Linked DNA regions of Mus musculus: regions 2, 3 and 4 are each linked to region 1. A link is a loop called in an ENCODE intact Hi-C map of the cell type or tissue named here. Cell type or tissue: left cerebral cortex. All regions are shown on one strand.

Region 1 (8,000 bases):
GAAATCTCTATCCTCGCCCCTCTAGCGCAGTGTTGCATGTGAGTTTCTATGCCGTGAGTACCACCAGCAGCGGGCAGTACACACATCTCTGGTCTAGGATACTGTGGACAGAGATGATGTGAACTGCCTAGCTTCCCATACTGCAGCTACCGGCTTTCTCTAAGTGATGTCTCCCTCATCCTTTATCAAAAAAAAAAAAAAAAAAAAAAAACGAGTTAAGATCTGATCTTTTAAAGTCACTACCTTTAATCTTGAACCCACTCGGATAATCACCCACTTTTACAGAAATCACTGCTGTCTGATATTACTCGCCAGCCCTTTGCTTTCTTTATGTAAGATCTTAAATATCGCTGTTCCATCACCATCTAAGCCAAGCCCTGATTGAAGTCTGGTAAAAGTGGGTCAGACTGAAAGTCCGGCCCCTTCTCTAAAGGACACCTAACCAACTTCTGTATCTCTGACCTTTTAGCCAGGCTTGTGGCACTGGGTTCCTCTTAATTATAAAGATGAGACTGAGACCTAACAAGACCATCCCATTTGACCCCTTGGTACATGAATGGTCCAAAGCAAGGCCTTGGGGGTCATTCAAGTCTCTCTCCTCTGGACGGGATTTAGTAGTAGTAGTTGCTTGTGTCACAAATCAGACGAGTAGGCTGCTTATGTAAGTCTAAAAGAAATCAAAATGGACCTAGTCACTTGTCATCACTGTGGTTTTAGAATCTAACACGGGAGGCGCACGGTGATGTCACGTAGAGGTTGGGTTTTCAGACGACAGACAGCTTCATTCACCTACTGGAAGTTTGTTCTGTCAGCTTTAAATCTTTAAAAACAAACCTTAAGTCAGTCAGTCTCTGTCTGTCTGTCTGTCTGTCTGTCTGTCTGTCTCTCTCTCTCTCTCTCTCTCACACACACACACACACACACAATCATTACACACCATTAATTCCTTTTCCACATGGCTTTCAGTGAAGTGTGTTAGCCTAGAAATAAGATCTCTAAGCACACCAGCTGCCAAGAGCTGTTAGTGGGGGCAAGTGCAGGCTGAGTTACCTTCCTTAATGTGCTCATCTGGCCCCCACCGCCTTTATCTCATCAGGATCAAAAGGAAAACACTCTTGCACCTTCAGCTGCTGGCTCAGGCTGACTACAGGCTCAGCGACGTGATGCGGGAGTCACTTCTAGAAGACCAGCTCAGCCCTGTCCTCACAGAACCCCACCTCCTGGCCCTGGACCGCAGACTCCAGATCATCCTGAAGACCGTGGAGGACTGCATAGAGGCCCACGGCGAGCGAAGAGTCATAGCCGAAGGGTCAGCACAACGTTCGGCTCCAGACTCCGGCCAGGCTAATCTGACGAGCTAATGGCAACAAACGTGGGACCTCAGAACACACAACTGGAGTCAGCACCTCATGCTGGTTTGTAGGCCCCTGTTGCCCCATTCCATCCTGGGGCACTGGAGGCCAAGGCACAAGCTCAGGGAGGAGGCAGGAACGCTTTGAAAAAGGCAAACGGGATCCACTGAACCTCATCTTTATCCTTGGGTGGAGGTCACTGCTTTTACGGTGCACTGGCTGGGGCTCTCTCTTCCCAACGAGCTCTGGCTCCATCAGGACTGCAGATTATCTTCTGAGCACACTGTGAAACCTGGATCTGGACCAGGCTTGGAAGGTTTGGAAGCTCTGTTCCCAGGAGCGGTTTTTATTCTACCATATCAAATAAAGGGACATCAAGCGGATAACTGGCTTTCTCCAAGTCCTTACTGTATATGCAGGTACAGTACACACACACCAAAAAAGTCACTTTTTTTATACTGACATTCTGGTCCCTAACACTATCTGAATACAATAATCTCAGCCAGGTCACTCCCAGAAATACTAAGGGTAAGACTGCTCAGTTAGGGGGCACACTCCAATCTGAAGAATATTATCAACTGAGGAATTGGCAACCGAGAGCCGTGTGGCTCGCAAGTGGGTGGGGTGCTTGCCTCTCAGGTTCAACCCCCCAGCATCACACATCCGGTAACGCCAGCACTCAGGAGAAGCTGAAGTTCAGAGACACTCTTGAGCTACACAGGGAATTCGAGGCTAGCCTGGGCTGCGTGAGGAAGTGACACCATGTATGTCAAAACCAAGAGCCAGACACAAAAGGGGGAGCTGGTGGAAGATTAGGGTCGCATGGCTTCATCAGATCAAATCACTTTATTGTCTGATAAAAGCCAGAGGATCAAAAAATATGGAGGGGAGGAAGAAAAGACATCACTACAAGGGACAAATCCAGAACCAGCAATGTCACTCAGACTTGTGCATATGTCCAAGGACAGACAGGATGACTGAGAACAGGTAGTATTGTTTTGGTCTTCTGAGATTGGAGTTCATGTACACCAGGCTGGCCCTGAATTCTTGATTCTCCCGCCTCTACTTCCCAAGTGCCTGGATTAAGGCACGAGTCACCATGCTGGTCTTGTAGTGGATGGTTCTGATTCATCCTAGCACCCCACGTTATGGGCACACAACCCCAGAACCCAGTTTGCGAAATAACCTTGCCTCTATTCACCCTAGAGCCTTGCCAGTCCCAGACACTACCCTGCAAGACATAGGTCTGCAACCCTCACGAGCATGCCCCTCCTCCAATGTGTAAGGATGAGAACTATAGCTCTCAAGAGACAAAACCACATCATCTTGTGGTTTAGACTTCTTCCAAAATGTATAGCATCACACCCATTTGTGAAGTCAAATTTGCTGGGTGCTGTGACTCATTCCAGCAAATCCCCACCCTTGAGTGGCTGAAACAAAGAGTGTAGAGTTGAAGGCTGGGCTGGGCTGGGCTGGGCTGGGCTACAGGAGAAAAAACAGCAAAGTCAACTCTTTACCAGAGAAAACTGGTTCTAAAGACTTCCCTCTCAAGAAGGCCCTTTTGTGAGGCGCAGCTTCCTGCAGCAACATCAACTGTTTCTTCTCTTCTCCCATGTCTGGGAAGCACAAGGAAGCCACACTGAAGATTGGGGGCTGGGGGGGACAGGCACTGTCAGATCAAAGAAAGGATGGTTTGGGGCTCTCAGCCAGCCTGGCTCGGGCGAGCTGCAGTCCATCTCCAACATGGCCTCCCTGATGCAGACCAGTCTCTCGAGACTCTGAAATCTGCTTTACATTTCAAAACCAAAGTAACTCGGCTTGATTCTATGATGGATAACTATATAGGCTACTTTTAACTATCTGTTTTTCTAACAACAACAACATAAAGCTAAGAGCAGCATTTTTCAAAAGCACCAGAAGACAAAAACATTCCATTCTCAGAGTGTGGAGTTCTTACAGCTTACGCACTCTGAATCATTGCTCAACTTCCCATGGGGAAAAAAAATATTCTGAGTCTATGTGAAAACTTTCCATGTTACCACTGGCAAGCAAATAAAAAAACCAAGACTGTGTGAACTGGTAGGGATCAGTTTGGAGGGATATGCCACAGCATTCTCCAAATGCTGGACCTATCTAAGGATAAGTCAATTCTCTTATAGGGAGCAATTCTGTCCTATTAAACTCCTGGCCTCTTAACTGGTAAATTATTACTGCCCCTAGGAGAAGTATGAGGTCAGGTTCTTAGGATTCTCTAGTCTAACTTCACTGACCCATTACTACAGAATCTCATCTTGTGTGGTAAAGATCATGTCTTTACATTGCTGGTTCTTTAACACTGCATCTGTCTACTGCTGCACGTTCACAGTAAGAGACAGCTTTCTCAAACTCAGGAACGCGAGTCAGCCCATGAGCACTATCCTGGGAGGCCTTCTAAATACCGAGTGACCTCATCAACAGCAGGCACGAGGGCCCCCACACAAGCGTGGTGCAGGAGGCCCCCAGGTGACATGGCCACAGATGAGGTGAGGCAGACCTCACTCAGCCTCGGGTGGGAAGGCAAGGGATAATCACGTTTTTCTCTGCGAGTGCAGCTCAGGTCCCAGAGGGCTTCTGGTGTGGCAGTCTCGGGGTCACACTTACATTGTACCAAGTAGGGAGACACGCAAATGCAGGATCTGCAGACTGAGAAACAGCTGCGACTCATCTGAGGTTGGCAAAGCTGAGCATAAAGAAAAAGCTCTCCATCTAGTGGTGACTTTTTTAAAATCACAAAGCTACTTCTTGTTCTTACAGGGACTCATGATGATGTCACAGTTCTAAAGTTATGCCAAGAAACAAATTTTAGCTGTGTATGTACACAAAAATGATGGTTTCTACAGAAATACCCCAAATGTAAGAAGGGAGAGATTTGTGTTTCCCCTTGGCAGATGTGATGGAGGGCAAATTAAATGGTTAGCATGGTTTTGGTCCACCCGGAAGTGCACTGGCAGGGCTTTGCCAAAGTTCACAAAGGGTCCAAATCTTTGAGGTTGGAGACAAAGTGACGCCACTGCCATTGTGCTAATTCAATTTCAGAATGTCAACACAACAGTAAACTGCATCCTGGGCCAAGTTTTAAAAGAAGGACATGCAGCTGGTGAGAGGAAGGGACTTCTGAACCTGGCCAGGCAGAGCTTAAGCAGCAGAACTCAGCCACTCTCCAGCACTAACTCCAGCTTCCCTGCGTGTGAAGATCCCAGTTATCACCAGAGTAACTCATGTGCTCACTCTTCAAACTCCAGGAAGAAACAGAAACAAATCTTGATGTGTAAGATCCTCAAGCAGCTACAGGTGGATCTTGTAAAACCAGGAGTCCAATCCAGTCTGTGAAGCCCTAAGGCACACAGACAGGTCTGTCCTGTGAAAACAACGCCATGGCTTTGGACAGAACCTTCCCCTTCCAGAGCTTGTTAGTGAGTCTGTCCCACACCCATAAAAGCAAGGTTTTGAAATCCACCCTTTGACAAACTGAATTGGAATGTATTTTAAAAAAAAATAAATACATTACTTTTTCAAAATTCTAATCCCAAAATTCACTTTCATTCTTTCCCACTGAAATTTTGGGGAAAAACAGAGGAAGAAAAGGAAGAAAGGAAGAAAAACTGATTCGTTTAAGAATTTAAATTATTTCATCTTTTTTATTCTGTGACCTACCATTGAGACAGTCTGTAACAAAAGAACAGCGATTAGATTAGCACAGAGTATATCAGACTAGTGTCCAGGAAACAGCAACTGTCCCTTTGGCCAGCTCTGCTTTCTCAGCAGATTGCTTAAATTCGCCCACCCATCCAGAGACAATGGTGCCAAGAGTCCACAAAGACACAGTATGCCAACCACGACTTCTGACTGATATTTAAATTGCACAAAGATAAAGCTTTAAATGTGGTAATTTTTAAATTTAGACTTATCTTGAAAAGTCTAAGAGTAAAACGACAAAAGGGCGTAACTTGTAAGCTAGCATGGAACTCTTAGAAAGCAGGTGTTTATCTCCGTACAGACCAAGGGGGTATATACACATGAAATGCATTTTATGGCGTTCTACATCATTCACATACATACATTTTTGGCATTTAAACAAATATCAAATTAAGCTTTAAGCTAGTAACATAATTTTTATTTTTTTAAATATAAAAAAAGATAGCCAACCACAAAGTAAGTACAGAAAACCCTCATTTAATATAGATTATGGAAGTTTTAGATATGGCAACAAGGTAGCTTTCTATCCCATGCTAAAACCTAAATGAAACTTTTTCCCAAATTAGTAACAATCTAGAAGCTTTTCAATCTACCAAGAAAAAAATCTACCATAACCAACAATTTAAGTTAACTGGGAAAGGGAGGGAGGGAATTATTAATCAGAACCACTTGCACACACATGAAAACGCAGTCACTCCCAAATAGAACCCGACATTATACAGAAATCACAAGATAAGTGTGCCTCGTTACGAACTGTGAATTTTGTTTAAAAAATAACAGTAATAAAAATAAACTGTTGGGTTATCACTGGAATAATGTAACACATAAGGCTGGAAAATACTGAAATACAGTCAAGAACACAAGTTTACTTTAAACACACACACACAAACAAAAAACAATAAAGAAAGTTTACCAGAGAAATTCAAGGTTAGACAGGAAAAGGCAGGACTCAGCGGGGTGGCCTTTCAGACCACAACACGGTCACACCCCACCACTGTTCCTAACAGAAACCCAGGGGACAGACCCAGCTTCCTGCTTCTGGACACCTGACCGCCATCCACCTTCAGCAGCACTGCCTCCATCCCCTTCTCTCTGGAGCTTGCTCTATTTGTCTATTCTCAGTAATTCCAACGCCCTAGTCTGTAACTGAGGGCAGATCACACGAGTTAACCACGGTTAACTCCCCAGAGTGAAGACCTCAAATTCTCACATTTCTGTGTCTCATCCTCAGGATTTGGCACCAGCTGGATAAATAAAGTTATCAGCGTCTGTGAGCTCAGACAGGTGCAGTGAAGTCACAACCAGTACTTGCCATCTACAAATGATTTCAAACTTAAAGGCAGGGATAGACGGCCAGCCACACCAAAACATTTCAGGGTTGGAGAAGAAACACTAGCAACAGACACACCAAACCAGGCTGAGAGGGCTGAACTAGCTGCAGTGCCTGGTGATTAGCAAAACATGGGCACTCCCACACTTAAACTAGCTTAATTACAGGCAGATGTCTTTCTACTGTGCTAGGAGTTTTCTATATTCATTCTTCTAATCCTTAAAGGTTAAAATCATTTACTCTATAAAGAAATACAGCAAACATGGCCACAGTCTAAGTATGTCACTTGTGTCATATGGAAATGGAAACCTGTGTCACTTAAAAGCCCTGCACAGCTATTACATCATTACGGTAATTCAGTGGTGCAGGGACCGCCCTCAGCAAAAAGCGCGGCACTTGCTGCCCAGGTTGAACACGAGCACTGCACAGAGAAGCGGTGACAGCCAAGTCCATACAACTCTCTATTTATTTGTGAATGAGCATTTAATAACGCTCCCAATGAAAAATGGTGCAATAAAGCAACTTTTAGTATAAAGAGACAAGAAGCTGTGAAGCAGTGGCCACTGGGCGCTGCGGCTAGGGAGAGAAAGCAGTCTGCGTGAGTGAAGCATGGACTGGGGAGGAGGCACAGGAGGCGCGGGTCAGACGGACAGGGACACGAAGCTGTTGTACTGCTGGATGTTCCGCTTGAGGATGTCTGAGCACGGGCCAAGGACGCGTTCAAACCGAGGCCGGTCCAACTTAACGCACTTCAAAGGGCCCCGGGCAACCACAGTGGCAGCCCGAGGACGATTCATCAGCAGGGCAATTTCACCTGGAAAAGAGACAGTAACGACTATCACCTATGGAAGCTATTTCCTTAAAGGGTCCACTCCTGAGCAAGTGAACAAAGATGCAACTTCCCTACTAACTTAGTAGAGGCCACACAACATTTGTACATTAAAAAGTATTACTAGCAAATAGATAACACAGCCCCTACAGTCATGCCTACAAACCAACACTCATGAGCCAGAGGCAGGAAGGTGACCAGTTAGAACAAGCTTCACTGTACAATGAAGTCCAGGCAGTCGAGGCTATGTAGGACATAAGCGCAAGTGCGTGTGCGCATGCATGCTTGGTCTGTGCTCATCTATTAACTGAATAAAGTTAATGTTACAGTACTTCTCTGAGAAACAAGAAAGAGTATAGGTTAAGAAATCTACCAGGTATCATGACTATAACCCCAACACTTAGGAGGCTAACTAAGGCAGATCTAAGAAGGCCGGTCTGCACTGTTACCAAAGACCCTGTCTCAAAAACAATAAAGGCAGGGTGTGGGGGTGCCTACATTCAATCCCATCACTCTAGAAATGGAGACAGGTGGGTCTCTGAGTTTGTGGGCAGCCTGGTCTACAGAGTGAGTTCCAGGCCACACTCTGCCCCAGAACTAAGTAAAGGAAAGAAAACAAAACTAATTATGGGAAACTACACTGTCCCACAGATCCTTAAACCATGTATTTATGAAGAAATTTAACATACCAAAATAATCAGAAGGCCCCAGTCGTCCCACTTCAACAAATTCTTCGTTTTCTGACCGACGCTGC
Region 2 (8,000 bases), 51 kb before region 1:
GCCTGCAATGACCTCGCTGCCAAATGGGCTCACACCCTGAGATGTTGGAAGAAGCTACGGTTTCGGCATACAAGTTTGAGAAGGGGGCACATTTCAATGCTGAACGCATGCAAACAATGAATTACATACAACATGGGCAGTGCTGAAGTGTGGAGTTATATGAGGAGCTGGGGGGTGGGGTGACACACAAAAACTGATAGCACTGAATTAAGTGGGTTCGAGGACGTGCATGGGGAGGGAGAAGGGACACATGGCCAACACTTCAGTAGTCAATGGATAGATGGATACTCTTCGTATAGGTAAAGAGCAAGAAAGAGCATTTGGCTCAAGAGAGTCTCTAGGAACCTGAAGCACTTAAAGAATTGCAGAAACCATCATGGGGTAAAGACAGGGTACAGGAGAGATCTAGAAATGAGGTTGGAATGGAAGTTAGAAGCCAGCCTATGAAGAGCTATGGCACAGCAAATGGCCTAATCTCCCTGCATCCAAAGCTCAGGTGCGGGATGTCCTGGTTGTATCTGTGTTGGAATCCCATTCTGGTGAGCGTGGGTGAGTGATGAAATGGAGCCATACTGAAAGCCAAGAGGCAGGTCCGGAGCTTGTCTGCAAGTCTATAGATGCGTGAAGTTTGGGGTGCATCCACAAGGAGAGGAGCTACAAAGGGGAAGATGGATTTCCAGTGGGAAACTGAAGCCAACAACAGGTCATGGAAAACCATTTGGAATAGCTTCAGCATTCATTGAAAATATGTAGCTGAGGCTAGTTAAGGGAACCTGGGAGCCCAGACATAGAGAAGCAGAGAAGCAGAGCTCATATCTGAAAAAGAAAGAGATTTTGGAGAACACCTTGAAAACAGCAGCTGGGTGACCAATGGTACTCTCTTGCCCTGACTTCACATTCACTTCATCTCTGACTTCCATGCCCTTGACCTTTCTAAGGTATGTACGTTCAGATAACCTTCAAGCAAGTTAGAAAGAGCATTTACTCTACTGGAGCCAGATGAAAATGTCTGCCGAGGAGGCATGAGCCCATTGGCTGGGGATAATCAAAGTCACGGGGCTTACGGCATCTTTATCAGTCTAGAAACATGCAAGAGCTTCTTATCGTCGATAAGGCACCATTGATCATTACCTGGCTTTTTAGTCTATGGGCCGTGATGCCTAATTAGACAAAGCAAAAGTTGCAAAGTCTCTCAGAAACTGACCGCCTGTTAGAATTTAATGCTAGATTTAAAAAAAAAAAAAATAAGTCCAAGCCCCACAGGTCTCTTAAAGGCTCTGACCTCGTCCGGCTCCTGGGAATTGGCTGCGGATGCTGGGTCTTGAGGTTTCCTAGTTGGACTCAGTCTTAAGGAATCTAGTCCTTTTCTCTGGTGTTTTGTATTTCCAGTGTTTTTCTGTGGTTTGCCGTTGTTTGTTTGTTTGTTTCAAACCATAACGAGTCTCCAATCTGATCTAGTGCTTTACAAGAAACCAGAAGTACTCGCTACAGCCAAACCCTGTCTCATAGTTGTCTGGCATGAGTTAGGGATATTCTGAGCACTATGTATACTTGAACTCATTTTAAGCCTCACGATGAGCTCATGGAGTAAATTCTCATTGCAGGATGCTTAGGCAATAACTCAATTAGTAATCTTCTTGCTGTGCAAACACAAGACTACTCTCCAAGACCCACATGAAAATCAAGCTAGTGTGCTGGCAGACGATTGTAATCCCAGCAATAGGGAGGCAGAGACTGGACGGTCTCTAGGGTTCACTGGCCGGTCAATCTGGTCCCAGAGAAAAAACCTGCCTTAAAAGCATCAGTGTGGATCAGTGGCTCCTGAAGACTAACACTCAAGGTTGACATCTGATCTCCCCAAGCACACACACACACACACACACACGGGCACACACACGGGCACACACACGGGCACACACACGGGCACACACGGGCACACACACGGGCACACACACACACGGGCACACACACACACACACACACACACACACACACACGGTCACACACACGCACTTCTATCTAAAGATGAGAGGACAGCAGCTGCCACAAGAAATAGTTGACCAACTGCCGGGAAAACTCCAGTGTTAACCCACAAGCTACAGTGTCTCAGAATGGAGACTCCAGCAAGAACCTGGAGATCCTTAACCAATGAAATTAGCATACATAGGCGCTTTGTTGCCCAGGCAGGCAACAGCTGGGGGGAAACAGTCTTTTCCTGAACATTCTCCAGGGTGGGGCCACCTCTCCAGGCAGACTCGCATTTACTATGCTCCCAAATTATAAAACAGAGAAAGCCAAGGTTTCAGGGCTGCCCTCCCCTGATCCTCAGAAGGAAGGAACACGGGGTGGAGAAGTGTAAATGACCTCACAGGATATCAGGAGAAAGCCTAAGTAAGCGGGTCCTCCAGTGATTCATTTGGGTGGACTACTTTCACACCAAGCTACATTCAAGAGTTCGGAGTGGGGTCATTTGGGGCCCCTCCCTCCCTGCCATTTCCTCTTTTCAAAGTACTGGAAGATTTGGAGTCAAACTCCATCCAAACAGGAAATCACCCAGGTTCTAGGTTAAGGGGAGTGGGAGGGGCTCTTATTTTTTAAAGGGCAAGCTATTTTTGTGCACCACGTGAGTATCTTCAGAGCAAGTGCCTACTATGTGCTGGTTGCTATGAATCCAGTTTATGCCCTGCAGCGAGTATGCTGAGAAATGAAATCCAAACCCCCAGACACACATCTGGCAAAGCTTACAGAAGAAAGGCTTTTAAGGGTTTGCATTGTCCCCCCCCAAAAAAAAAAACCCTAAAAATGGAAATGAAAGGCTCAAGTCCACCTCTCTTGGGCTCACCAGGATGTGTATGAAGAGCCCTGAGCAAGGAAAGTGGGGACAAAGAGGAGGAGCCGGAGGAGAGGATTGATGACAAGGTGGAAGGGCAGAGCCGGCAGCAAAGGGATTGGGAGTTTGGCTGGCAAGCTATGCCAGAGGCAGGTGCCAGCTAAGAGTGGGCGGAGGTGCGGGCGCCAGGCCAATCCAGGCAGCGGGGAGGCTCCGCGTTACCTCTGCCTCTAGGAGTCTAGGCGCAAAGACAAGCTCGCCCTGAGTCGCCCCTGCTTTGTCAACTCTGCGTTCCCTCCGCTCCTGCCAGCCCGGGGCACAGGAGTCCCTGCCGCCTGCAGGAGGAGCCGCTGGATCTGTCTCAGCAGCTGCGGAGAGACAGCATCCTTGGAAGAGACGCCCCGGGCTACGCAGTCTCTCCAGCCTCCTCCTAGGGGGCGAGAGCTCCTTTGCGCTCCCTCCAGTGATCGCCCTCTACACGGCCACCAGAGCCAGCACTCCTCCACGGGACCTCCCCACCTGAGCGGTCCCTGGCAGAGGGGGTCACAGGGCAAAGAGACTCAAATAACAACCGGGTAGCCAGGGAACCCCAACCCTGCCTCTCTACTGGGCAAGAAAAGACGACGCTGTCAACACTGTGAGCTTCCTGCACGCGGTCCCCAAGTTCAGGGAAGACACCCTTCCAGGAAGAGCTAATCCCCTGTGTGAGCATTCCAGCCTCCTCCGGACTCCAGGAGCTTCTTCCGTCTGCACCCCAAGTGTTTCCCGGGTGTCCGCTTGGGCCATGCCCGGGCTGCGCAGGGACCGCCTGCTGGCCCTGCTGCTCCTGGGCGCGCTCTTCTCCGCCGACCTCTACTTCCACCTCTGGCCGCAAGTGCAGCGCCAGCTCCGGCCGGGCGAGCGCCCCGCCGCCTGCCCGTGCTCTGGCCGCGCCCCCTCCGCGTCTCTACACTCAGCCGCAGCCTCCCGAGACCTTGGCACAGCCTCGCACAACTTTTCAGGAGCTTTGCCCCGGGTTGAGCATCCCAGCCGCGGCCACCCTGCCCCGCGCTCTAAGCTGCAGGCCCTCTTCGCCCACTCGCTCTACCAAGTCCTGGAGGATCCGCCTCTCCTGGGACCCGAAGACTGGCTCCTGGCCAGCCAGGAGGCGCTGCGGTATTACCGGAGGAAGGTGGCCCGCTGGAACAGGTGAGAACCCTTCCGAGGAACCCCAGCACCGGACTCCCTAGCATGACCCTCCAGGTCCTGGCTACCCATGTCCACTCCCACCCTGGGCTGTGGGAACTTCACTCTGCCGTCACAGCCTGGCACTAGGCTTCGATCCCCATCTGGACGCCCACCAGCTGTAGCAGGCCTTAGATTTCTGAGCAACAGCAAAGAAATGCTCCCAGCCACTCCCCTCGAGTTCCTGGGTTCTCTAGCCAGTCAGTTTCCTGGTCCCAATGCTTTCTCGGGCCTCTTTCGCGCTGTCCTGCTGTGGACAGCTGCTCTGGGCCTGCTGTTTTCCAGAATGAACTTTGCAAACAGAGAGCAGGGCTGGCGACACTCAGCTCTGCTCTTTGGTCAGATCTGACTGTCATATCCCAAAGACCCAGTTTCCCCCCCCCCCCCCCCCCCCGTCCCTGTCCCTCTGCTCAGGGTTGGAGACCAAAGAGGTCAGCTGGAGCAAACTCTGATACGGCCAATCCCTGTTGCTCATTAAACAGGGCCTGTCGGGTGTTTAGGCAATGTTCCAAACTGAAGGCAATTTATCATCTTTTATTATTGTGATGATTTGGGCTGAGGCTACTGGAGAGAAAGGGGTTCGGGGTTCGGGGTTCGGGGGCTGGAGGCCTAGGAATTTTGTAATCTGAAAGCAAAAATTGGAGTTAAATATTAAAGTATTTAGGATAAATCTAAGAGTGTTTTCACAAGGGCATGTTGGATAACGTATCTAGGATAAATTTGTTTTAACAAGAGTGTGTTGGCGATGTTGAGGTAGAGGCTGTTGGGAGGTCCCCCAGCCTAGAGCAGAAAGCCTTCATATGAATTAAGGGCTCTTTCAAAGTCTAGAGCTTGTTGGTCACTTGAATCCAGGGTTCCGTGTTCCTGACACACCCATCTGTTAATACAGAGATTTCAGAGTGAGGTGTCAGGGGTGGTTTTGGAGTCTCTCTGGAAGATGAGAAAGCCATAAATCTCAGTTGAAACTCTGTTGCTAGCCCAATTTAACTGTTTTCTCATTAATTGGTGGGACTAAACCTTGGAGCGGGGAGGGGGTGTGTGTGCAGATAACTTCAGCAAATGGAGAGAAAGAAGTTGAAACTTATTGGCTGAAATTGCTACAGTGAATTTCATTTGCAACCTCTATCTATGGCTGGTGATTTTCTATTAGAAAGTGGTTCTCAATTCTATTGCTAATTGCATGCAATAAAAAGGCAGCTTAAGATTGCTTCTCAAGTGCTGTCACGTTCAATATTACCTTAATTTCATCAATAATGTGGTAGCATTATGGATCAGTGAACTAGGAAATTTGCCCTTAGAAAAATTATCCATAGAAATACAGGCTATGGGCAAAGTTGCTTGCTATTGTAAATGTAGATGTATGTCTGCCTAGTCTCATTTCTGTCGCCTTGAATTTCCTTATGTTACTTGGGCCCTGCAGGAAATTCCAGGGAAATATTTGGGGAGAAAGGCAAAACTCTTCCTCACCAAGCTGAGTAATTGATTTTAAGCTTCTAACAATGTGTAACACAGACACACACACAACTTACTGCCCAGAAAATTTGGTCATTTAACAGGGAATCAATCAGTGGGGGCTGGAGACCTTTCTATTTGTCTTTAGGCAGATCACTAATAGTAGCAGTTTCCCAGGCAAAGTCTATGGGTGACATAAAAGTTGAAGCTGTATATAATAGTGCCAAACCTTGACCTCTGAGACAGAAAACACATTCCCTCCACCTGAAAAGTCCTGTAAACATCCACAGGATGGTGTCAACAAGAAAATGGGTGACAGTTACACCGGTGTTAAAAATGCAACCCACCGAGAGCATAGCTCAGTTGGTAGACGGCTTGCCTGGCATTCATGAAACCCTGGTTCAGTTGGCAAAACCCCATAAACCAGGCACATGTCTGTTATCCTGACCCCACCCCCACCCCCAGGAGGTAGAAGGAGGAAGAACAGAAATCCAAGGTCAGCCCCATCTACTTGCTGAGTTTGAGACTAGGGAGGGCTAGGTGAGAGCTGTCTCCAAATACATGGAACTCAAAAGACTTATGGGCTGGTATGGATTGACTCTTAGGAAAACGTCTACTGTAATCACACCGTCCCTTACTGCTCAGGAATAAGGAAGCATCCAGATTCCCCCAAAAAGATATTTAGAATGGGCGGCAAAGGAGAAATGATGAATGGTCTGGGAGATTGTTTGCGTCTTGCACAGACAAGTCCTTGCTTATAGCCATGACCCTGCTAGCATTTAAAAGCTAGTGGTATTTAAGTGGTGCTTCCCTGCCAATAATTACCTAACATTAATTGCTATCCAAAAACAAACCTATCAGCAAACCGTCTACCACATTAGGAGAGGCAGAGGTAATGACATAGCCAAGTCCGCTTTCTGCATCCCTTGCCTGGAAGGGAACGTTATTAGTCCGAGGGATTTTTATGTTTATTTTTTATTCTTTGCTACCACACTAAGAAATGACAACTGGAGCTAACTTCCAATGGGTGTGTGTGTGTGTGTGTGTGTGTGTGTGTGTGTGTGTGATGGCTCCTTCCACTCCCCACCCCTGAACATTCTTTTGGATTTCACACAGTACCAGATGGGGTTTGGGCACTGTCCTGAATGTTTCGATTCTCAACCGACGTCAGTTCATTTGGATGTCAGTACTTTAGTTAGGTTGAAATGTAGAAGCGATGCTGTGTGTCAAATAGGCTGACTATGTGTCCTCCGGTCCTGAAGACTGGGCAAACCTCCTTATAAGACAGTCCTTCCTTGACTTATTGCCTGCCTCGCTCTCTCATTCAAAATGCAACCAAGTGTGGTTCGGTCCAAGTTTAAAATGTAATCAGGGAAAGTGTCACTGTCAGGCTGTCAGCTGCTGATCACAGCAAGCAAGCCAGTGCCAGGCTCCATCAACCTTGATGACACCTCTGGCACCTGTGCGGAATATCAAAAAGGCAGGGGGACAGGGAAATGTCAACAACACTCTTTCGGGCCATACGCTAACGAGGCAGAGCTGTGCAGCTTTTGTTGTTAGTCCTTAACCAGCGATGGTGAGAGTGAGTGAGGCTTACCTGGATCCCAGGTCACCGCTCACATTTGGAGTTGTGCTGGCACTCTGATCTTGGAACTTCTTCTATGGTCCACAGCTGTCTCAGCCAGACATCTGTTCTTGGACAGACATGTCAAAACTGGAAAGCTGGTCCTGGCCTTTTGCCTACATATCTTTGGTCAGCTCTTCTATAATCCTCTGGTTTTGGTGGTCAAGGTCAAATAGGGTCAAATAGGGTCAAATAGGGTCATGCCTCTTTTATGTATGGTGTTGGTGGTCAAGGTCAAATAGGGTCATGCCTCTTTTATGTAGCAACTCCAGCAGCAGGAATGGATACAAGCACGCCTTCTCTGCTCTCTGCTTTCCTTTCTGTCTTCCTTCCATGTCAGGACCGTGGTACTGGCCAGCAATCACAGATTCAGCATCTCTCAGGAGTGTGTGTGTGGTTGCTTATTGTCTCTCCATCTCAAGCTTCTACCATTTCCCTCTCCTACCTCCTCGTTGTCACGGAAAGGAACCCTGCCTGGCCCAAAGTCTCTCTTTAGAAGTCACAGCAGAGAGACTGGGCAGCTTTTCAAAAATGACAGTTGTTCAAGAGGAGTAAGTTGGCTGAAGTTTTCCTGGGGGAATCTCTAAGGAGATCCAGAAACCAGGCAGATAAGAGGAGAATAGGGAGAGAAGGCCAGGAGAGGAGAGAAATTTCTGCTGGAAATAAGGACTGTCTAGCCTAGGAATCTCAAAAGATTAGCTCTCTCCTCCCACGGCACTGTGCGATGCGCAATGCACCCCTTCATGCTGCTTTCCTCCTCAGTGTCTCTGTAGGTCTTTCTGGCTTACCTCGTGACTACTCCAGACCACTTGAAATGTCCATTTCTCAAGAGCAGTTCAGCCTTCGGGGTGGACAAAAGTCCAGACGCAC
Region 3 (8,000 bases), 130 kb before region 1:
CCTGTTGTAGCTTCCCCTCAGTCCACTCCTCTTAGACCCTCCTCTCACCTCACCCTCCACCATCTTCCCTTTCTCCTCAGAAAAGGCTGAGTCGTGGTTTTATATCTACCTTGGCTTCTAAGGGGAAATGTTCAGTGAGCTGACTTCTTTCTGTTTTTTTTTCTTATCAATTTATTTACTTATTCACTTTATATTTCAATATCAACCCCCTTCTTCCCAGTCTACCCTATGCCTCCTCCCCTCACTCCCCACTCCCCATCTCTTTTGTGAAAGAGGAGCTCTTTCTGCCCCCCCCCCATATCACCCCACCCTGGCACATCAAGTCACTGCAGGACAAGACTCATCCTCTCCCACTGAGGCCAGACAAGGCAGGCCAGTTAGGGGAATGGGATCCACAGGAAGGCAACAGACTCAGGGAAAGCCCCTGCTTCAGTTGTTGGGGACCCACATGAAGACCACGTTGCACAGCTGTTACAGATGTGCTGGGGGTTGGGGTAGGCCCAGCCCATGTTTGCTCTCTGGTTGGTGTTTCAGTCTCTGGTAGCCCTCAAAGGTCCAGGTTAGTTGATTCTGTTGGTCTTCTTGTGGAGTCTCGATCTTCTTCAGGCCCCTCAATCATCCCTCCGACTCCTCCACAAGACTCAAGTGAGCTCCATCTAATATTGGGCTGTGGGTCTCCGAATCTGTTTCCATCGGCTGTTGGGTGGAGCCTCTCTGAGGACAGTTTTGCTAGGCTCCTGTCTGCAAACATAACAGAGAATCATTAATAGTGTCGAGGATTGGTAATTGCTCATGGGATGGGTTTCAATTTCGGCTGGTCATCAGTTGGCCATTCCCTCCATCTCTGCTCCATCTTTTCCCCTGCACATTTTGTAGGCAGGATACATTTTAGGTCAAGGGTGTTTTTTGTTTTTGTTTTTTTTTTTTTTTTTTGGTTTTTTTTTTTTTTTTTTTTTTTTTTTTTTTTTTTGGATAAGTTGGTGTTCTTATTTCTTCACTGGAAGTCCTGCCTGGCCACTGGAGGTGGCCCGCCTAAGACTTCCTACCCCCTACTGCTAGGATTCTCTGCTAGAGTTACCCCCATAGACTCCCTGGAGCTTCCCCCCACCCCCACCCCTGTCCCAGGTCTCTGACACATCTTAGAGATGCTGCCCCTACTGGTTTCTGTTCTCTTTCCCACCCAGTTCCCTCCTCCATCCACCTCTGATATTTATTTTATTTCCCCTCTGAGAAAGATTCAAGCATCCTCCTGTGGATTCTCCTTGTTATTTGGCTTTTTGGGGGTCTGTGGAGTGTAGCATGGTTATCCTGTACTTTATGACTAATATCCACTTATCAGTGAGTACATGCCATGAACGTCCTTTTGTATGTGGGTTACCTCACTCAGGATAATATTTTCTAGTTCCATCCATTTGTCTGCAAAATGATCATGATGTCCTTGTTTTTAATAGCTGAGTATTACTCCATTGTTATAAATGAACCACATTTTCTTTATCCATTTTTCAGTTTAGGGACATCTGTATTGTTTCCAGTTTCTGGCTATTACAAATAAAGCTGCTATGAACAGAGTTGAGCAAGTGTCTTTGTGGGATGGTGGAGCATCTTTTGGATATATTCCCAAGAGTTGCATAGCTGGATCTTGAGGTAGAACTTTTCCCAGTTTTCTGAGAAACCACCAAATTGATTTCCAGAGTGGCTGTACAAGTTTGCACTCCCATCAGTTTTGATCTCAGTCATTCTGATGGGTGTAAGGTGTAAAGCAACTCTCTCAAAGTTGCTTTGATTTGCATTTCCCTGATGATTAATTACATTAAACATTTCTTTAAGTGCTTCTTGGCTATTAGATATTTCTCTGTTGAAAATTCCCTGTTTAGCTTTGTACCCCATCTTTTAATTGGATTATTTTTGGTGTTTTGTGTCTAACTTCTTCAGCTCTTTAGATATTTTAGGTATTAGCCCTCTGTCAGATGAAGATATTTTTCTCATCCTGTAGGCTGTCATTTTATCCTAATGACAGTGTCCTTTGCATTACAGAAGTTTTTCAGTTTCATGAGGTCCCACTTGTTAATTAAATTCAGGAGTTCCCATTTATTATTGATCTTAGTGCCTGAGCCCTGGGTGCTCTCTTCAGGAAGTTGTCTCCGATAGCAACGAGTTCAAGGTTAGGCTCACTGTCTGTTCTATGAGATTTAGTGTATCTGGTTTTACGTTGAGGTCTTTGATCCACTTGGACTTGAGTTTTATGCAGGATGATACATATGAATCTATTTGCATCCTTCTCCATGCAGTCACCCAGTTAGACCAGCGTTATTTGAAGATGCTCTCTCTTTCCCATTGTATTAAGTGTCCAAAGGTGTATGGGTTTATTTCTGCTTCTTGGGTTCTATACCATAGATCAACCTGTCTGTTTCTATACCAATACCATGCAGTTTTTATTACTATTGCTTTATAGTACAGCTTGACAACAGGGGTGGTGATATTTCCAAAAGTTCTTTTATTGTCCTGGATTATTTTAGCTACCAAGGTCCCCCCCCCTTTTTTTTCCATATGAAATTGAGAGTGTTCTTTCAAGGTCTATAAAGAACCTTGTGTTGGAATTTTGATGGGAATTTCATAGAATCTGTAGATTGCTTTTGGTAAGATAGCCATTTTTACTATGTTAATCCTACTGATCCATGAGCATGGAAGATCTTTCCATCTTCTGATATCTTCTTCAGTTTCTTTTTCCAGAGACTTGAAGTTCTTGTCATTCAGGTCTTTCACTTACTTGCTTAGAGTTACACCAAGGTATTTTATATTATTTGAGGTTATTTGTGAAGTGTGCTGTCCCCCTAACTTCTTACTCAACCTGTTTATCCTTTGTAAAATGGAGTGCTACTGATTTCTTTGAGTTAATTTTGTATTCAGCCACTTTGCTGAAGGTGTTTATTAGCGGTAGGAGTTCTCTGGTAGAATTTTGGGGGTCACTTGTGTATATTATCATATCATCCACAAATAGTGATACTTTAACTTCTTCCTTTCTAATTTGTATCTCCTTGCTCTCCTTTAGTTGTCTTATTGCTCCAACTAGAGGTGCAAGGACTATATTGAAAAGAAAGGAAGAAAGTGAACAGTCTTGTCTTGATCCTTAGTATGGTGGAGTTGATTTAAGTTTCTCTCCATTTAACTTGATGTTGGCCATTGGCTTGCTGTATATTGCCTTTATTGTGTTTAGGTATGTGCCTTGAATCCCTGGTCTCACCAAGACTTTTAACATGAAGGATTTTGTAAAAGGCTTTATAAGCATCTAAGGAGATGATTATAGGGTTTTTTTTTCCTTTCAATTTCTTTATACGATGGATTACATTGATGGATTTCCATATATTGAACCATTCTGGCATTCCTGGGATGGACCCTACTCGACCATGGTGAATGATATCATTGATATGTTCTTGCATTTGGCTTGTGAGTATTTTATTGAGTATTTTTGCATCATTTTTTATAAGGAAAATTGGTCTGAAATCCTCTTCATAGAATTTCATAGAGGCTTTGTAGTTTGCAATTTTCCTTACTTCTTTCTCTGTTTTTAATCCTTTGAGAAGTGCAAGGCTTCCACTCAGCCTGAAGGAGGTGTTGAGGAGGCACACAGCACACGGCAGCCCTGGCCCTGTACAACAGAAGCTACTTCTATAGAGGAAAAGGAAATGAATGAGCAGCAGGGTTGGCCCAACAGAGGAAACCTTCACAAAATGCCTAGGAGATGCAATGGTCTTAACTACCCACTAGTGCTCATGCATGAGAGGATAAATAGCCCCTCCTGCATCTTTGGGAGGTAGAATACACTAGGAAATTCTCACGAATCCATGAAAGCTGGCCAGCATGAGAAGAGGTGATTAAGGAATATGGCAATGAAATAATTTACTCTAGAAATTAGGGACCTTTATTAGGTTTTTAATATAAAGGAGCCTTGAGGCTAGAGAGACGACTCAGTAGATAAGATGTATGCTTCAAAAACTTGAGGACTTGAGTCTGGATTCCCAGCACTCAACGTAAAAAAGTCAGACACAGCAGCATGCATCTTTAATACCAGTTCGGGGATCAAACTTGTGTCATGATTATACAGCAAGCCCTTTTCTGACCGAGCCCAACCAGAGCTATTTATGTGTGCCAGTAGACATGCTCTATAGTTGGAAAAAATCATGCAGTCTACACATCCTAAAGTAGTTACCATCTGGCCTTTGAGGAGAAGGTTTGTCAACCTCTGCATTAAGATAGAGAATTTTCCATCCGTGCAGCAAAATGAAGGGTTTGCACAATTGACTCCTTAGCTGACCTGATTAAGCAACCACGCCTGAGCGCTGATAATATTCTCTACACAGTTAAATCCCCACAGTGAGGGTCAGCTCACATAGCTGCAGCAGAATGACTTCCTGAGAATACACACTCCCCACAAGACATCTCTGAGCATCACCTAGGAATTTCACAGCACCTTTATTAGACAGTTCTCTGTCTTATTCAGTTCTCCAAAGGAACACAACGTGTATTAAAAGGACGTGGTCCTTTTAGTCCAACGATGGCTGTCTCACAGTAGAGATGTTGAGAATACAGTAGCTGTTCAGTCCATGAGGCTGAATGTCTCAGCAGTTCCAAACAGGGCACTGAAGCCCTGGACAGTTGCTGGTCTTTGGTCAGAATCCTTAAAGAAGCTGGAGAGTTGACTAGGTGGTTAAGAGCACTGACTGCTCTTCAGAAGATCCTGAGTTCAAATCCCAGCAACCACATGGTGGCTCACAACCATCCGTAATGAGATCTGATGCCCTCTACTGGGCTGTCTGAAAACAGCTACAGTGTACCTATAGATAATAAATCTTTAAGAGTCCTAAAGAAATTCGTTCTAATGCCGGTGAAGGAATGTCCCCAGAACCAGCTAGATGAACTTGCCAGTGAGAGTGTGAGCAAGCAGAGAGAACACCCTTTCCTTCTACCACATCCATCTGGACTGCCTCCAGAGGGGGTCATCCACATTCAGGGTCAACCTTCCTGTTGGAAATCATCAGATCAAGAAAATCCCTCACCCGCCGTAGTGACAAGTGGCTTGTGATTTCAGTTAGTCAAGTTGTCGACAGATCAGCCTCCACTCATTGCCACCACAGCTTCCCAATCTTGGCTCTTGGTGCTCTCGAGAGTGTGTTGTGTTCTCTTGTCATACCCTGTGGTCACACACTGCAAAAGTAACCCTGTTCGTTGTAGCAAAGAAGCAGGCAGAAGATCCGGGAATCCTTTCTCTTCCTGCTACTTAGAAACAGGTTAGAGGTTGCCAAACCCTCTGGGTTCTATGAATCTACCTCTAATTCCCTTAGGAGCATGTGACAGCAAAGTCGTTGGACAAGGTCGTGAATTGTCCCCTCCAACAACAAAGAGCATCCGAATATACGACGCGAGCCCCTTTTCTTCTTACCCGTTGCAGGCTGAGAAGATGAGTCCTCACAGAAGGGTGAGTGGAGGGCATGGGGAGCCCTGGGTGGGGGTGGGGGATCAGAAGGACAGGATTCCCACCCAGACTCTGTCACCTGCCTGCCATTGTTTCCGATTAGACAGAGAAATGAAACCGCTGCAAGTGTGGAAATGTACTGTAAGCCTCACTTGGGGAATGGCCAAAAGAATACACTCTCCAGTGTGCATACATAGTTCTCTGAGGTTCCTGGAGGCATTTCCCACCCAGGAATCCTTCCGTTCTGCCTCCATGCCCTGAGTGTCTGCTGTGCATGTGTAGACTGCATAAGGTGGTCTTTTACCCCTTGATAGCCCAGAAGCCCTTTTGCCTTTCCCACCATTGATGGACTGTCTTTCCCACAGGTAGTAGGTTCCTTTCATTCTGTGGGAAACGTGTTCCACCAACACTTCAGAGTCATTCTGAATTTTTATCCCTACTATAGACATTTAAAAATCCAGAAAATCCAAATCAAATTGCTCACACGGGTGACAAATTTCTGTGGGGAACTTCCCACATGGTCTGCAAGCCATGTCGGTGGTGAACACCTAATTGGGGCAGGTTCTGTTAGTTTTAAAATAAAATCCCAATTGTTTGATTTTACCAAATGGAGACTCGGGAGTCAGATTGCTGGGGTGAAAGCCTACTACCTCAGAGAGGCAAAGCACCCAGCGAAACTTCCTCTTCAACCAGCATCGCAGAAGGACAAAGCTCCTTCACACTCCTTCTTAAATACCCTCCAAACTGAATGCCCCTCCCTTCTACTTCCTGTGCATCTCTCTATCTGTCCCCATGACTTACTTCCTCTCAGTCTCTATGGATTCTTCCTGTGTTCACTCCCTGTCAACTGGTGGTTTGCTCTGCCTCTTGACCTATGGTTGACTTTATTTAATCTGGTGAATGATGGTGATGAGGAGGAGGATGAAGGTGGTGGTGAGGAGGAGGATGAAGGTGGTGGTGATGAGGATGATGATGGTGGTGATGAGGATGATGGTGATGGTGAGGATGATGATGGTGATGCTAAATCTTATAAAGAAAGAGCACAGAAAATAGGGAGGAAACGGCAGAAATGGAGATGGAGGGAGATGGAAGGATCACTCATTTTTCACTGCAGAGAGAGCTCCACGGGAGGTCAGCTCTGGTCACAACCTGGTCTTGGTGCATCTGAGGTCTGTCGCCAACAAGCCATAGCTCTTCATGGTAAACCCTGAAATGGCCTTCCTTTGAAAGAGCAGCTACCCTGAAACTACATCTAGCCACTGACCTCTGACTGCAGAGGTGACAGGACCTAGAGAAGTCCCCTTCCACACTGCTGGGTCAGTTTTCCCATCTGGGAAGGGAAAGGCTTGATCCCTGAGATCTGATTGGCCTTGAATGATTGTCACTCCTCTGTCATCATCCCAGGGTGACTCTTTCACTCCCTATCTGGGGTCTTTTTGGTCAGTGCTGGAAGAAACAAAACCTGGTCTTGTTTCCTGATATGTGGGAGACAGGATGTGGTCTAACTCCCTCACTGGGACCAAGTTCCTGTGGTGGGCCTGGCTTCCCACACACTCATTCCACCACATGCCTAGTTAGAATGGGGGTGGAGGGGGGAACTCAGTTGTCAGCAGCCCAAAGCCATTAGCCACCAATCTCAGTTATTGGCCAGATTCCTGGCTTTGTAGACACAAACAAGAAGCAGTGGAGAGAGACGGTAATTTCTGGGACTCCTCCACTAAGAAGGAAGGCAAACGTTCCTGGGGAAAGTTTTCCTGGTGAGGCACTCATGAGCAGATCACGAGGTGGAACTCATTGTACAAGGACGATTTGTGTTGTTCAGGAAAAATTTGGGACCTGTTGACAGTCCAGAGGGGTCGAGTAAGGAGAGAGAAATGAGCCGAGGGTCCTATGGTCAGAAACTAGAAAAGTCAGGGAGGCAAAGCACAGTAGTTATCTTTCTAATTACTGTGAGAAAATGCCTGATACAAGCAATTTGCAGAGGGGAGACTGTTTTGGCTCAAAAGGATGGTCTACCGTGGGCAAGACAGCCTGGTGGTAAGAACAGGAAGCAACGGTGCTTCTTTGATATGTTGCTTTCTGTTCAGTCCAGGACCCCAACCTACAGAAAGGGTCACCCACATTTACGGTGGGTCTTTCTTCAAATGTCATCTAATCTAGAAAATGCCTCCTAGATAGGCGCGGGTTTGTTGCCGTGGTGATGCAGCTCCATAAGAGTGTGTGTGTGTGTGTGTGTGTGTGCATGGATGCGTGCGTGTTCACGCGCGCTGCTATCACCAACTTTTCACATGAATGCCAGTGATCCAAAGTCAGAGCAAACATTTACCTGACTGAGCCCAGTGTGTCGCTTTTCGTCTAAACTAAGCCACTCCAAAGCTTGGGGAAAAAAATAATAACCTTGGTCAGGAGTCCCCATGGAGCTGAGTGAAAAACCAAGGTCCCATAGTGAGTTAGCACCATTTGAGCTGAAACTCAGTCTGTGCTCTGGCTCTCAGCGCATGGCGCAGACTCCTGCTCAGTTAGGGTTTTA
Region 4 (8,000 bases), 110 kb before region 1:
CTTTGAGGGCTCTGTTTTCTTAGACTGTGATGATCATGGATTATCCGCCATTGGATTCCTCCATCCCATTTCAGTTTCAGGTCTTCAAAGGCTTCTCATCAAGTGTTCTGATAATAAGTAGATGGGGAAATGATGCTCAGGCACCCAAACAACAAGTGTAGCTGTGCACTGTGGCATCTGCTGTCACCGGGGGTAGAAGAAGGTGTCAGGAAGAGCAAAAGGTGATTTGGAGGTGAGCAGTTCCATGACAGAGGGCAATTGGATGTTTGGAAGCTGCAGCAAACAAAACTGAATGTCAGCAGACTTCCCTGAAATTGGCAGGCATTTTCCTTAGGCAGCAATGTGTGATTTGTGTAATTGAGGCATTTCTGCCCATCTTGGAAATCACAGTCAGAAGATGGCACACTGCAGCCGTCTGGCAGGGAATCAGGGAGAGGGCTGTCCTGGGAAGACATCTCCAACCAGGCTGGCTAAATCACTTTTTTTCTTTAACGTGAATACAATGTATGTTCATTGACTATCTGGCCCTGTATTTTTCTTAAGTGGTAGATATTCTCATTCCTCTTAAGAAATACCAGATGTATTTAAGAAAGCAAACAATACACACTGCAATTACTAGAAGGAACAAGACTGTATAAAATCAGTTATATTTAAAAGATTGATGGCTGGATGCATGCATGCATGCATGGATGCATGGATGGATAGATAGATGTATGTATGGATGTATGGATGCATGGACCGATAGATGGAATGGATGAATGGATGCATGGATGCATGTGCATGGATGGATAGATGCAGGCATGCAGGTGCCACAGACTATCCCCTTTTGGGGTCTCCTATCTGCGTGGAGCAGGTCTCTGGTGGCAAGTGGGCAAAGGAGTCGATGAATGACAAAGACGACAAAGAGAGAACATGTTGACTTTGAGTGTAATGTGTCAAATCAAGCAACAAACATTTTATACAGAAGAGTAACAAGAAACCAGGCGAACACATCTGCTAAGTTACAGTGACACAATACAAAAGGAACATATACATCAAAAGATGGTGGGTACCAGGCTGTGTTTACCACTAAGAAGGGAGCAAGGTGTAATGCTAGTCTATTGTTAAACCCACCACCACGGGTTCTTAGTAAATGCCTGATTTATGCTGTTTCTTTGGGCCTAGTGAAGAAACCTGTCTCGGGGATTCCCTAACTTTTTCATGGTAAACTCACCTTGTTTGGGTGAGACTGGCTACTGTCCTAAGTAATCACTCTGCAGACTAGCCCTGAGCTATTCCGGGGCTCCTTTCTTCGTAATGCCTAATTAGTTTCACTGTCTCTGCAAGAAGTAAATTTGAATGTTACTGAATAGGTAAACTTCTCACTGAATTCCTACTGAATTCCAAGCTCCTCAGCTTCAAGGATTTTCTGGGACATTGGATCACTGGTGGAAGCTTACCTATGTCAGAATTCAATCTTTAAAGGCACTTATAATAAAACAATACTGAAAGAGAGCATACACCATACTAACTCGGAGATAGGGTATGAGTATACGGGTTATGAGAATGCCAAGGTTCCAGGATACTGTTTCCTTGAAACTCTTTGCCTCATGAGTGCTTCCAGGCCTCTTGGCCTGCTAAGCAGACTTCACTGGAGTGCCTGTAGCATGCAAGCATGTGTGTATGCATGCATGGAAGGTAAGTTGACATATTCAAGGAAAAGTACATTGCTCCCAATGCTTGATGCAAAAGGTAAACATATTTCTTGATTATTGATTAAAAATATAGAACAAAAGAAGTTGGGCCGGGGATATAGCTCAGTTAACAGAGTGTTTGCAGTACCTGTGTGAAGCCCTAAGTCTAATCCCCAGCAAAACTAGAACTAAGCATTGTGGCACACTCCTATGGAAGCAGGAGGATCAAAGAAATTTAACGTTACAATGTTATCTTTGGTTAAAAAGAAAAAACACACACAGAGAATTCAGATATGAAGTAGAAAGGCAGAGTAGAAGGATAAAAACACTACAAAATGAAAGAAAACCTTGAAACAGTAAAAACAAGCACACTGTGAGGCAGAAAATGCCATCTTAGGAGAAGAGGAAGGTGGTTCTAGTAACAATCCCAAAATGAATGAACACTTACCATTTTCCTATGCTGTTTCTGTTGTTCCTCTTGTGCACATGTACACACATACACAGTCATGCAATCTCTGCTAACAACTCAAAAATGGCATGTTAGAGAGGTGAGGCTGCGGAAGCTGACGTAACTCACTCCAGGTATATGAGCCAGTACATGTCAGAAACTGGATGGGAATCCAGGCTGTTGACATCTTTTTAACCCTGCACTGAAATGACTGGGTAAACAATGGGTTAACAAACACCTTGGTTTCTATGAAGCTGAGTTTCCCCATGATACTAGGTTTCTAAGTTTGAAGGTTAATATTGGCAATGTGACAGGCTCTAGAATCGCTTAGAAGACAAACATTTGACAGTTCTGTTAGGGAATTTCAGGACGGAGTTAATGTGGGTGGGAAGACTTGCCTTAAAATGTGGGTGCCACCCGTTTTGCAGTCTGTGGTCCTGAGCCAAATATAAAGAAGAAAGCAAGCTGAGCACTGGCATCCGTCTCTCTCCACTTCCTGACTGCAGATGCCATGTGACCAGCTGCCTCAAGATTCTGCTGGGATGGACTACATCATCAAACTGTGAGACAAAATGCCCCACCTTTATTTAAGCTATCTTTGGTCAAGTATCTTGTCACAGCAACAAGAAAAGCAATGACTACACAAGATGTTAGAAAGCTTATGCTTTTTCAGAGCTGGAAAGACAGTGCCTCAGCTGAGAACACTTGCTTTGTAATCTTAAGAACCAGAGTTATTTAGATCCTAGCACCCACATATCAAGCTAGGAACCCCCATGAAGACCTGTAAGCCCAGATTTAGGAAAGAGGGCAGTCAGGAGGATCAGGGATTTGCTGGCTTCCAGCCTAGACTTAAAACATGAGCCTTGGGTACAGGAAGAGACCCTCTCTCAAAAGGAATAGGTAGAGAGTAGAGCTGGAGAGATGGCTCAGTAGTTAGTAGTGCTTACTGTTCTGAGGAGCAGAAATTGGTCCCCAGCATCAAGATGTTGACTCACAACCATCTATAGCTCTAGTTCCAGGTAATCCAATACCCACCTTTGGCCTCCAAGTCTCCTGCACACACACACACACACACACACACACACACAAAGAAAGAAAGAAAGAAAGAAAGAAAGAAAGAAAGAAAGAAAGAAAGAAAGAAAGAAAGAAAGAAATTTTTAATTCTTATGCTTCTTCCCAAAGTTTCAACTTATGCCAAGCAATTCACAGATTATGCAAAGTGACCAGTCTAACTGACAAGGCTCAGTGGCCAATGTTCCTACCGTTGTTGATTTCTGATGTGAGAATTCAGTCTGTCTTACCTCAATGCAAACTCTCTCTTGACTCACTGGTGACTGTCCCATCCCCTGAGTTCACCAGCCCCAAACACCTTCTTTCCTGACTCCTCCCCTTCTTGCCAATCTCTAGCTGCTAGAAAGAGCTTCCCTGCCCGTACTCTACCTTCAAGAGAAACTTCTGCTCTCACAGTTTTCAACACATCCTGCAGGCCAGGGTGCATCTTGTATATCCTCTGCCTTCTCTCTAGAGATTCATGGAAGTAGCAAACTTAGCTATTATAAAACAAGCACTATCAGCTCCTGCCTCTGCTCCCAAGTCTGATCATGCACTCAGTGTTTTCTGTCCTAGTCAGCAGTGCCAATGCTAGTCTCTCAAGCCATATGCCCAGAGTGATGGCTCTCTTCCCTCCATTCTTTGTACTTGTTGATGCTGTTCTGTAGCCTGAATATTTCCCTTTTTCTCCATGTCTTTTGGAACCTATAGCCTCTGGTTTTGGCCTCCTAAAGTTTCTTCCCAAAACACAAGCCAGAGGAATGCTTGTGAACTCTAAATAGCACTATGTCACCCCTTGGGTCAAAGCCCACCACTGGGTTTCCATCATACTTAGAAAGCCATCAGGACTCTTCACACATGCTCTATACAGATCCCTATGACTGCATCCCCAAATCCTCCACCTCTTCCTTTCTGTATCCCCTACCATCCTACTTTCCCTCTCCATTCCTCACAATACTTCAGTTAGTAGTATTACACATACACACACACATCTACTTTGGAATGTTGATCTTGCTGTTCTCTAAGGTCCATGTACCTACTATTCCCTTAGTGTAGAACACTAGCCCCTTCTTTGGATGGAAGTATAGATGGGTAGTTGGAGTGAGTGAGTGAGGGACAGAGGGATGGATGATGAAGGAAGAAGAAGAAGGGATGAATGAAAGGAGGGAGGGAGAGAGGGAGGAAGGGATGGAAGAATGTCTGGATGGATGGATGGATGGATGGATGGATGGATGGATGGATGGATGGATGGGCAATGGACAACTGACTGTTCTCCAGACTTGCCATCTCTTCAAACTAAGGAGGCGTATTAGATGACTGTAAAGCTTCAACATTACAGTGCTTCATTCAACACAAATAACACAGTGAGTTAGGTCTGATTCAAAGATGGTATTATTTCAAGAAAAGATGCTGATGAGTGAAGGTGAGAATTTCTGGAACATTGCAGGGGCTGGTATTTTTTATCCTTAAATGATACCTTCATCGCCTGCATAAAAAAATGTTAGCCCTGATGGGAAGTACCCACCAGCCACTCCGATGAAAATAGAGATGAGATGAGTGAAGAGAGAATAGAAATAAGAGCCAGACAGGAAACCATGTTTATTTTTTACCTTAAGTTAACCAAACTCCCACACCCATGGCCATGTGTTTCCTCTGTTCTGTATTATAAGGTACAGCAAGAAAATAACTCTCCCTACGCCTTCTCTAAGAAGCTCTCTTACCTTTACTCTACTGGGTGAAAGATTATAGTGGAACTCAGCTAATGATGGCGGAAATGCCCCACACTCCTTCCTAGATACCTCAAGAGAGCCATCTCTAGCCGAGAAAAATGTAACTAGTATATTTAGCGCATCCAAAAATTTCGTTATGAATGTATGCAGTAGAGACAGGGCAGCCTTGCAGAAAAGGCCTGATGTTGCATTACTGAATCACTGGGTAGACCTGGTGCTGCTGAGAAATGTTCTGTAAGGAAATGATGTTGGAGAAGACACAAGAACCAGTCACAGGATGTGCTGGATATTCTTAACTTTTGCTCATGACGACTGGCAACCATCACCTCACCTGGTTATTTTGCTAATGATTCCTTCAGTGAACTTCCTTTACCCGATAGACTTCAAGAGAAACATGAATGTGTGCTCTAATTTAGACTTCTCTTTTAAATTCATCTGAATCACTGTTATTATGCCCAGGCTGCCTTAATGATGCACCTTGGTAGGCCAAAATGTCTCCAAGGCACAGACCCTTAATGAGAAACTCTGGGCAAGAGATATAATTTGACCAGTCTGCCATGAAGTGCAGCAGCCCAACCTGGCCTTGCTCCTACTTGCCCTGAACTTCCCACACTCTCTTGGGAGCTGTGATGTTTGGCTCTCTTCTGTTGTCTATGGCACAAGTCTCCTGATGGTCTTTCTCTCCAGATACACCTGCCCACTCTTGATGTAACTATAGCAGTAGAGTTTAACAATGACAGAAAGTTTAGGAAAATGCCCTATGTGTGTTCACATAGGAAAAAAGAAAAGAATGAAAAAAAGAAAAGAAGGAGGGAATGAAAGAGGAAGGAAGGAAGAGAGAGAGAGAGAGGAAGGGAGGGAGGGAGGAAGGAAGGAAGGAAGGAAGGAAGGAAGAAAGAAAGAAAGAAAGAAAGAAAGAAAGAAAGAAAGAAAGAAAGAAAGAAAGAAAGAGAGAAACATAGATAGATGGTGGATACATAGATAAATGATAGATAGATAGATAGATACATAGATAGATAGATAGATAGATAGATAGATAGATAGATAGATAGATAGATAGATAGGAGATAGATGCAGGAGGCCACCTGCATCTGGGTTAAAATAAAATCCATTAAGGTGCAGTAGATTTTTACCCACATGGAAGAGTCTTCATTCTGGTCTCATAAACACAGGATCCTGAAGTTCTAGACAACCCAGAAATCAAGTTACTACTGTTCTCAGTGGAACAAGTGAAGTGTGTAGGTATCACCAGAGGATGGAAGAGTGATCAGAACAAAGAATCTCAACCCCTGGAAACCAGGAGGTAGGTTTTATGGGGCGTCTCTGCCACCACCAAGACTAGCAGAGTGCTGATCCTCATAAAGCAAGAAGGAATTCAAGTTCAACACGGCTCAGCCAGTATTGGTTCAGACTTGGAGAATCCGACACCAGCTTAGTTCGTTTTAGGGATCTAAGTATAGCACGGTTTGGAGAAAGTCTCCTGGTGATGGTTAACTAGGTTCCATGTGTACCGTAAAGCTTAAGGCATGGACGTGACTGCTTCCATAAAGATGAGTTCTAGATTAACTAAGGGTGACATCTTAAGGGTCTGTAGGAGGATTTGGCATAGTCTTGGTCACACAGATAGGGAAAATGTCATCAGGCTCCGCTCTCATTTGTAAAGTCCATGTTCCCATAAAGACTGAGAAACAATGCTCACCATAAGGGTTTGGGAGAATGGCTTAGATAAATATAATGGTCTGGGGGAGCCAGATGAAGACCATACAGATAGTGCAGCAGTCACCAGGCTATTAACCCTATTCATTCATCCATCCATTCATACTCCTCCTAGGTGGAAATCAAGTTATACATCTCTGAAGATACAACCCTGTGTGTTTAACATCCCTGTTTTCCCTAGTGAACACGAGGACTTCGGTTCTACATAAATTTTTTTGACACAATATGGCAGTTTGTCACACAAACCCTTTGTAGATGTATGGACGGATCTTATTGTTCCAGGCAAAGTAAGAACCAGACCTTGACAGGTTGGAACCAAGACAGGAGTAGAGAGGAACCAGTGCTGGTTGACAGTAAATGGTAAAGACAGGGGTCCTGTTAGGTGACAAACGTGAGCAGCTTTTGTATCTCAGAAGCAACACTCAATTTTAATTTTGTTTTAAATAAGGACTCATGTAGCCCAGGGTGGCCTTGAATCTTTACTAAATAACTGAAGATGACCTTTGTCTTCGGATTCTTCTGCCTCCACTTCTTAGTGTTGGGATTAGGAACATCTGCCACCGTACTTAGATTGTCTGGTGTTAGGTATCGGACCCAGGGCTTCATTGCATGCTGGGCAAGCACTATACTAACTGAGCTGTATCTCCAGACCATAGTAGCAAATTAACTGTGTTCAAGACTCTGTGAATCTCTGGAGCCCACGGATATCTGGAGGTCTTGTCTTCTCGCCCAAGGGGAGTAAAGGAAATTTTAGTTTTGGTTTTTTATTTACCATCGCCATTTAAAGTCCCTAAGGCACTATGTTAAGTGGTAGACACAGGACAAAACCCCAGACCTTGGGACCTTCTTGTCCATGTTGGAACGCAAGTAAATAAGTATAGCCATGAGGCATGTGACACCATGTAGCAGAACACCAAAAGGAATCCATCATCTGCAACACGCAGGCAACCAGGCCAGAAAGAAGGGCACGCCTTGGGCTGAGACCTGAGAAGAAGGCAGGCAGGACTGAGGTAGGGAGGCTGTTGATTAACATAAGGAGGTGGGAGTTGCAAATGTTCGAGCTCCAGTCAGTGTTCTCTACAGAAAAACAGTCTGATGATACATTGTGGTTGTCACCATTTCGCTGTTTAAAACAGGTTCAAGGCATCCCACTAACAGCACCGGCCTCCCTTACAACTTGGAACAGTCTCTTTCCTCAGTCACAGCTTCCACAGTCATGGTTTACCTGAAACTCGCTAGAGTTTGTTGATGAGTTATTGATGCTCAACTGTAATAGGGGTCCACTTAGAGTCCACATTGACTCCTCAAACTTGGACTTAATTCTAAGGACCTTCCACAGGAGCACTGAGAGAGAGAGATGTTTGAGCCTGTATCCTTTGAGGC

Evidence for each region. A loop is a pair of places that touch in the nucleus more often than their neighbours do. Peaks named below come from ENCODE experiments on the same cell type or tissue, not always from the same donor. Only the 100,000 strongest peaks of a DNase experiment are listed, where the experiment ranks them.
Region 2: a loop joins it to region 1, with 4 times the contacts of the local background. A loop is called at or near these places in 15 of 42 quality-filtered maps.
Region 3: it touches region 1 in a loop (2.5-fold over the local background); 2 of 42 quality-filtered maps call a loop at or near these places.
Region 4: it touches region 1 in a loop (2.1-fold over the local background); 2 of 42 quality-filtered maps call a loop at or near these places.

What each region holds. Positions count from the first base shown.
Region 1 is chr11:109,666,661-109,674,660 of GRCm38, reverse strand. Prkar1a (protein kinase, cAMP dependent regulatory, type I, alpha) reads right to left here. Exons shown (of 11, transcript NM_001373913.1): 10 at 7,936-8,000; 11 at 4,998-7,231. The coding sequence ends at 7,059. It overlaps Fam20a (family with sequence similarity 20, member A), which reads left to right. Exons shown (of 11, transcript NM_153782.2): 10 at 1-38; 11 at 1,097-1,735. The coding sequence ends at 1,361. Among named protein-coding and RNA genes, the nearest start is that of Gm39443, 17 kb to the right of the region's middle. In left cerebral cortex, a CTCF peak has its summit at 4,099; DNase peaks (open chromatin) are centred at 2,754, 4,085 and 4,371; H3K27ac peaks cover 1,545 bases.
Region 2 is chr11:109,717,330-109,725,329 of GRCm38, reverse strand. Fam20a (family with sequence similarity 20, member A) reads left to right here and starts at 3,092. Exons shown (of 11, transcript NM_153782.2): 1 at 3,092-4,018. The coding sequence starts at 3,615. In left cerebral cortex, a CTCF peak has its summit at 3,133; DNase peaks (open chromatin) are centred at 4,177, 4,929, 6,766, 7,682 and 2 more places; H3K4me3 peaks cover 3,595 bases; H3K27ac peaks cover 4,537 bases.
Region 3 is chr11:109,794,751-109,802,750 of GRCm38, reverse strand. It overlaps 1700012B07Rik (RIKEN cDNA 1700012B07 gene), which reads left to right. Exons shown (of 5, transcript NM_027038.1): 3 at 5,340-5,473. It overlaps Gm11683 (a long non-coding RNA gene), which reads right to left and starts at 5,568. Exons shown (of 2, transcript XR_389104.3): 1 at 5,438-5,568; 2 at 1-741. In left cerebral cortex, CTCF peaks have their summits at 3,612 and 4,778 (motif pointing left); a DNase peak (open chromatin) is centred at 3,647.
Region 4 is chr11:109,776,389-109,784,388 of GRCm38, reverse strand. No RefSeq gene overlaps it. Among named protein-coding and RNA genes, the nearest start is that of Gm11683, 17 kb to the left of the region's middle. In left cerebral cortex, no CTCF peak of the experiment used is centred here; DNase peaks (open chromatin) are centred at 382, 2,543 and 4,810.